2 separate regions of the Homo sapiens genome follow, and region 2 is linked to region 1. A link is an interaction called in ENCODE POLR2A ChIA-PET data of the cell type or tissue named here. Cell type or tissue: GM12878. All regions are shown on one strand.

Evidence for each region. Peaks named below come from ENCODE experiments on the same cell type or tissue, not always from the same donor. Only the 100,000 strongest peaks of a DNase experiment are listed, where the experiment ranks them.
Region 2: POLR2A ChIA-PET joins it to region 1 with 5 read pairs; 2 of 35 experiments call an interaction of 5 or more read pairs at or near these places.

Annotation. Positions count from the first base shown.
Region 1 is chr1:56,105,158-56,109,157 of GRCh38, reverse strand. All of the region lies in intron 1 of LOC105378741 (a long non-coding RNA gene), which reads left to right. Among named protein-coding and RNA genes, the nearest start is that of LINC01755, 160 kb to the right of the region's middle. In GM12878, no CTCF peak of the experiment used is centred here; a DNase peak (open chromatin) is centred at 2,177.
Region 2 is chr1:56,156,828-56,160,827 of GRCh38, reverse strand. LOC124904188 (a long non-coding RNA gene) reads left to right here and starts at 2,447. Exons shown (of 2, transcript XR_007066109.1): 1 at 2,447-4,000. In GM12878, no CTCF peak of the experiment used is centred here; no DNase peak of the experiment used is centred here.

The DNA.
Region 1 (4,000 bases):
TTGATTTCTATCCATTCTGGCTTTCCATATCTTTTTTTTTTTTTTTTTTTTTTTTTTTTTTGAGATGGAGTCTCGCTCTGTCACCCAGGCTGGAGTGCAGTGGTGCAATCTTGGCTCACTGCAACCTCCGTCTCCTGGGTTCATGGGATTCTCCTGCCTCAGCCTCTCAAGTAGCTGGGACTCCAGGCATGTGCCACCATGCCCGGCTAAGTCTTTTTGTATTTTTAGTAGGGACGGAGTTTCACCATGTTAGCCAGGATGGTCTTGATCACCTGACCTTGTGATCCGCCCGCCTTGGCCTCCCAAAGTCTGGGATTACAGGCATGAGCCACTGTGCTGGGCCCATTCTGTATCTTTTAAGTGGTGCATTTAGACCATTTACTTTCCATGTTAGTATTGATATGTACGGTACTGTTCTATTCATTATGCTAGTTGTTGCCTGGTCACCTTTTTGTGCGTGTGTGTGTGTGTGCACGAGCGCGCGTGTGTGTGTGTTATAGTTTTATAGGCCCTGTGAGATTTATGCTTTCAGGAGGCTCTATTTTTGTATATTTTGAGGTTTTGTTTCAAGATTTAGAAACAAATTTCTTTTAGCATTACTTGTAGTGTTTGCTTGGTAGTGGTAAATTCTCTCAGCATTTGCTTGTCTGAAAAAGACTTCGTCTCTCCTTCATTTATGAAGCTTAGTTTCACTGGATACAAAATTCTTGACTGATAATTATCTTGTCAAAGAGGCTAAAAATAGGACTCCAATCCCTTCTATCTTGTAGGGTATCTGTTGGGACATTTGCTCTTACTCTGATAGGTTTTCCTTTTTGCCTCCCAGCTCTTAAGATTCTTTCCTTCGTCTTGAGTTTAAATAACCTGATGAGTATGTGCCTAGGCAATGATCTCTTTGTGATGAATTTCCCAGATGTTCTTTGAGCTTCTTGTATTTGGATGTCTAGATCTCTAACAAGAGCAAGGAATTTTCCTCAATTATTCCCTCAAATAAGTTTTCCAAACTTTAGAGTTCTCTTCTTCCTGAGGAACACCAATTATTCTTATGCTTGGTCATTTACCATAATCTCTAATTTATTGGAGCCTTGTTCATTTCTTGAAAATTCTTTTTTCTTTGTCTCTGGCAGATTTGGTTACTTCAAAAGCCTTGTCTTTGAGCTCTGATGTTCTTTCTTCTACTTGTTCAATTCTATTGTTGAAACTTTCCAGTGTATTTTGCATTTATCTAAGTGAATTTATCATTTCCAGAAGTTGCAATTGTCTTTTCATTGTGATATCTATTTCTCTGGAGACATTTTCATCCATATCATGTATTTTTTTTATTTCTTTAAGTTGGTTTTCACCTTTCTCTGGTACCTCTTTGAGTAGCTTAATAATCAACCTTATGAATCTTTATCTGGCAATTCAGAGATTTCTTCTTGGTTGGGATCCACTGATGGAGAGCTAGTGTGATTTTTGAGGGTTTTATAGAACCTTGTTTTCTCATATTACCAGAATTACTTTTCTGATTTTTTCTCATTTGGGTAGACAGTTTTAGTGGAAAGATCTAAAACTCAAGGACTGCCATTCAGATTCTTTTGTCCCATGGGGTGATCCCTTGATGTGGTGCTCTCCTCCTTCCCTTCATGACCAGGTTTCCTGAGAGCCAGAGTGTAGCAATTGTTTTTATCTTTCTGAGTCTAGCTACCCACTGGGGCTCCTGGGCTCCTGGCTGATGCTGGAGAATGTCTGCAAAGAGTCCTCTGATGTGATCTGTCTTCAGGTCTCCCAGCCATGAATACCCCCACCTGCTCTAGTGCAGGTGGCAGGGGAGTGAAGTGGACTCTGTGGGAGTCCTTGGTTGTAGTTTTGTTTAGTGCACTGGTTTTCTTGAATGCTGGTTATGCTAGCAGTGAAGTTGTCACACAGATAGACTCAGGACCTCTGATTAGCCATGGTGTTGCAGGCAGTAGAATTAACTGTTGTTTTTTCCTTATTTGTAGCAGAGTTGTTCTGTTTTGAGTTGCTGTAATGGCTTGAGTTAGTTGGCCTCCAGCCAGGAGGTGGCACTTTGAAGAGAGCACCAACTGTGGTAATAGAAGGGGGATATAAGCTTGTCCTACATTGGCCAGGATAAGTACTTGGGTTTCTCAGGCAATTGGCAGGGCCATAGAGTTCCCAAGTGTTCATGTCTTTTGCTTTGCCTACCAGGGCAGGTAGAGAAAAACCATCAGTTGGGGACAGGGTTAAGCAGGTCTGAGCTCAGACTTTCCTTGAGCAGGGCTTGATGTGGCCACTGTGGGGGATGGGTGTTGGTTCTCAGGCCAATGGAGTTATGTTCCCAGGGGGATTATGGCTGCCTCTGCTATGTCATACAGGTCACCAGGGAAGTGGGGAAAAGCCGGCAGTGACAGGCCTCACTTAGTTCCCACGCAGCCAGCAAGGCCAGTCTCACTCTCACTGTGCCCCACTAACAGCACCAAGTTTATATCCAGGCAGCCTGTGAGCAGGGCTGATATTTTGCCCAAGGCTACAAGCCTCCCTTCTGAGAAAGCAAGCAGGGCTCTCAGTCCTCTCCTTTCCCCACCTGCCCTCACCATCAACTGTCACTTCTGTGCTTGTATCTGCACTTCCTGTCTGCCCCCCTCAAACCCAGATTCTACTCAGGAAAATTCATGCTCAGTCAAAGTTATTACAAAATTTAATTGTAATAAACTAGAAGCTTCCTTCACCTTGTGGCCCCTGCCCAATTTCACTGGCTGCTTTCTCCAAGGACCCCTTTGAGGTAATAAAGCCAGGGATGGCTTTCCTGGGCTCGAGCTGATGACCAGGAGTGCCTACAGGGCTCTTCCTTCTGCTGCTTCTGCTTTTATATTTCACTTGGCTCCCTATATCCATTTCAGCTTTAGGTAAGGTTAAATTCTTCTCCTATGATCTGGATTTCCATTTTCCTCAATGGGGATAAGAATTCAAAGTGGACTTTTCCCCCCCTCACACTTTGGGAACTCACAGGTTTTCAGCTGTCTCGGGAGTTCATAGTGGCAAACTGCTTCTTTCAAAGGGTCTGTGAATTCTTTTGGTTTTCCTGGTATGTCCCTGCAGTGGTTCTTGGAGCAAAACTTCACAGTGTGAGTCTCCACACACTGTTCTGTCCATCCAAGTGGGAGCTGCACGTTAGTCCTGTCACCTGTCCACAATTTTCCCCAGCCACCTGTGTTATATTCATTTAACCAGTGAGAAACATAGGCTCTGAGGTCACTGAGCTTGCTCAAGATCACACAAGGGTGGACTGCTGAGCCTACCTCTCAACCTCAACAGCTGTGGCATTCCATCCTTTGTCAGTCACTTCAACTTACCTCTCTTATTTCTTGGAATTTCTCCTATGACCAAAATGAACAAAAGTTGTATATCACTAAGGAGGAAAAGAAATATCTTGGGAGACTACCACGCAGGCCAATTTGAGGAGGATTTGGGAAGGGCAGCCTTCTTGGTGGAGGGGATTCTTTCTGTTGTTACCTCACCAGGACAGAAGTCACTCAATCTCCCTGTGATCAGTGATCCTTTGATGTTACTATTGGGATTGTTGTGGGTCACCACAAACCATACCCATATAAGACGGTGATGTTAATCAATAAATGTGTGTGTTCTGACTGCTCCACCAACCACCTGTTCCTCTGTCTCTTTTCCTTTCCTCAGGTATCCCTATTCTCTAAGAGGAAACGTTGAAATTAGACCATTTAATAACCTTATAATGGCTTCTAAGTGTTCAAGTGAAAAAAAGAGCCTAATGTTTCTCACTTTAAATCAAAAGCTAGAAATAATTAAGTTTAGTGAGGAAACCATGTTAAAGGCCAAGATAAGCTGAATACTAGGCACCTTCTGCCAAATGTTTAGCCAAGTTGTGAATGCAAAGAAAAAGTTCTTGAAGGAAATGAAAAGTTCTCCTCCAGTGAACACACAAATGATAGGAAAGTGAAATGACCTTGTTGCTGATATGGAGAAAATTTGAGTGATCTAGATA
Region 2 (4,000 bases), 52 kb before region 1:
GACGAATATTTATGGGTAACTTCAAGGAATTCCACTCACTGCACTTTAGTCTGATTTTTGTACCCTCAAGTCTTTGCTTTGGAGATTTCAAGCCTGCAAATGCTTATAAATTTAAAAATATTTTGGTTTGGCTGTATTCTTTTAACTTCTGAATTTTGTCAAGGAGTGGAAGAGAGACTATATATATTTATTTCCACATATTTATCACACTGCATATAAGTATATGCATATATTTTTCTTTAGATTTATGTCTGTGACCTTGAGAAGAGAAACCTTGCTTTAATTATCTCTGCACACCCTGACCTAATACAGTGCCTGGAAAATAGGAGACAGAGACCCCTATATGTGCTCTACTGACTCATATTTGTTAGTTATATTTGTTGAACACCTCCTTGTGCTAGGCCCTGTGCAAGTTACCAAGGGATGTACAGAGACAAATGGAGAGAGCAGGAATTTAAAAAATGACCTTAACTTTAAAACATAAAGAAATAAAATTTTAAAATGCAAAACATAAAACCATCCAGACTTACAAATCAATTCCTTTTTTGTAAGCTTCAGTCAACAGCCCTGCAGGTGAGCAAATGTTGATCATTTCATATACATATCTTAGGTTTGGAAGGAAGAGGCAGGGATGTCTATTTGAATTTTATTCTCCCTTTGGCTGGAGAGGAATGAGATTTACACATACAACCTTTGTTGTTGGACAGGTTGGTGACAGTGGTGTAAGCGTCATCAATGAAATCCAAGACATGGTTTTAGGTACTTCCACATAAATTATCTCAAAAGTTCTGTAAGATTGGGAATTTTACTTATTTATTCATTTATTTATTTTTAGATGGGATCTTGCTCTGTTGGCCAGGCTGGAGTGCAGTGGCATGATCTTGGCTCACTGCAACCTCCACCTCCTGGGTTCAAGCAATTCTCTGCCTCAGCCTCCTGAGTAGCTGGGATGACAGGCAGCTGCCACCATGCCTGGCTAAGTTTTGTGTTTTTAGTAGAGATGGGGTTTCACCATCTTGGCCAGCCTGGTCTTGAACTCCTGACCTCGTGATCCACCCCCACCCTACCCTCCCAAAGTGCTGGGATTACAGGTGTGAGCCACTGCGCCCAGCCAGGAATTTTACTTATATATTTTTTAAATGCTCTTCCTCTTCCTGAAAGACTTACCTTCTACCTTCCATCTGTTAAACACTCTCTGTCTTTCAGGTGACAGCTCCAGGGGTGCCCCTTGTATGATGCCTCCTCTTCTAACTGCATGCTGGTTCATAGTCTCCTTCCTTTCTACTCATGTAATGCTTTGCATATTCCTCAAGCATGGCACATATGCATCTGCATGGCAAATAGTCTTTTCTGAAGGTTGGACTGTGAGCTCCTCAAAGCAGCTTACTGATTCACAGTAAATACCATTCTTCCATGCAAGTGCTCAAACTGGGACTCTGGGAGCTTGTCCTACCACCTTCTCAACCTTGCTACTACTCATGCAATGAGTCATCAGGTCCTTTGCATTTTACCCCTAAATACAACTTGGAGCCTCCAACTCTTTCCACTGTGGCCATTTAGTTCACGTCAACCTCACGTCTCTTCAGAGAGCTCCTGGCTGGCCCCACTATTTTCACTCTCCTAAAACTTTCTCTTTTTTCCCTGCTTAAAACTCTTCTGCAAATCCCCATTACAGCTAAAATGAAATCCACAGATCTTAACATCCCCTACAGATCCCTGCATGATCTGGTTCCTTCCTGCCTATCCAGCTCTATCTTGGACCTCGGCTCCCTGACCTCCAAATGCATTGGCATCTTCTTTGTCAAGTGCATTTGTACATCACATTTCTTCTGCCTAGAATGTTCTCTGTCCCACTGTTCACATAGCTAGCTCCTGCTATCTTCAGATCTTAGCTCAAATGCCACAATCACAAGTGGACCCCTGAGATTTTCTTCAGAGGAGTTTATTTTTTTCTTTATAGTATCTATCAGAATTTTTATTTACTTATCTATTTATTTTTGCTTAAAGTCTCTCTTCTCCCCTGGAATGTAAGACCCATTGGGAGAGAGATGCATCAGTCATTGTTTTTTTTTCCATATATATATATATGTATGTATATACACATACATATATATATAGTACTAAGTTAGTGCCTGAGAGTACAGGAGACATTTACTAAGTATTTATTAAAAAATTAAATAAAGGAATGGATAAAAATAAAATTCTTCAAGCATGACTATCACACCACTACTATTGAATGGGCCCCTTATTTGTATTTAGTGTGTTTCTCCCTAGTAAAGGTAATTAAAATATATATTTAGTTTTTGTTTTTTTCTCCTATAGATAGGTCATATATGAATATATATATCATATATATCACACATATATCATATATATATATCATATATATATGATATATATATATGATATATATATATCATATATATATATACTTTTTGTATATGGACAGAGTTTTACTCTGTTGCCCAGGCAGGAGTGCAATGGCGTGATCTTGGGTCACTGGAACCTCCACTTTCTGGATTCAAGCGATTCTTTTGCCTCAGCTTCCTGGGTATCTGGAACTACAGGTGCCCACCACCATGCCTGGCTAATTTTTGTATTTTTAGTAGAAATGGGGTTTCACCATATTGGCCAGGCTGGTCTCAAACTCCTGACCTCCAGTGATCCACCTGCCTTGGCCTCCTAAAGTGCTAGGATTACAGGCGTGAGCCACCGTGCCCGGCCTGTATTTTTATAGGTTGTGAATATCCTTTTATTCTCACCTTTCCCTCACCTAGCAGTAACTGGAAGGTGCTAATTGGCCCATCTATGAGCACCTAAAACGCTCCATCTGAAAATGCCCACCTCCTGCCCATGCACCTGTAAGTTGTCCATCCCTGCACTCTCTGGCCTCCCACCCTCTAGGGGAGGTCTGCTTCCTTCACTTTGGAGAGGGCTGCTGCGCAAGCCATTGTAGCCCCATTTTATATACAAGGAAACTGAGGCAAGCATACAGTGAAACAACTTGGCTGAGCTAGAACAGAGTCTCAGGACTACCTGTCAAAGAAGATAAATGGACTAGTCAAGGAAAGTTGGGGAGGAATTCAAACCACATGCCTGGCCTAGGCTGACAGTGAGGCTTAATGCAGGTAACCACACTTCACATCCTGTGCCGGGTTTGAAGTGCTCTGGTGATCTGCAAAGAGAGCCTCAACACAGCCAACTCACTGCCAAAAAAGAAATTCTCACTCAGAATATTGGCCAAACAACATTTTTATTTGAAAGAAACCAAGCCAAATAAAAACACATAGTATTTTCTTCTCATGCCTTTCCTTGCCTGGGATATTTATTTATTTACTTTTCTTTCATTCTCCTGACCACCTCTGACATTGTTTTTATTTTGAGGAGATTTAAAAATAACTTCCCTGTACTCATTCATCTTGCTCTCCTGAGATAGAGGGAATTTTCACATTTTCCAGCCAGTTTTAATGTAGCAGAAACAATCAGAGGTGCTGCTGTGACTTTTGGTGTATTAGAAAAGGGGAGGGCTGGGGCAGGTGGGCTTGGCCAATAAAATACAGCTGGGGAACAGGAAACTGCAGAGAGATTTCCCAGACTTGGCCTGCGCTGCAGCCCCGCTGTGCTCTCCTGTGAAGCTGCACCAGGCCTCTGGGCTGAATTCCCACCTGGGCTTGAGAGGGCCCTCCCATGTTGGTCCTTCTTGCTCCCTAGTGCAAGACTTCCTTTGCCCACAACGACACTGCCTCCCATGTACAGAACAGTGCTATCGCTATGACTCATTTCTGCATCTTGATTGCTGAGATCACTGATCAGGTTTGTGACAAAACAGCATCAAATCTGAAGAGTTGTGTCCTCCCCGCACCACCCCCCTCGCCCCCACCATTATTTGCTCACCTTGAAGGTAATCCAGGATAGGAGTCCCTCTGAAGCAAACAGAACATCCATCAAAGACCCGAAAGAACATAAGGTAATTGGCCGGGTGCGGTGGGTCATGCCTGTA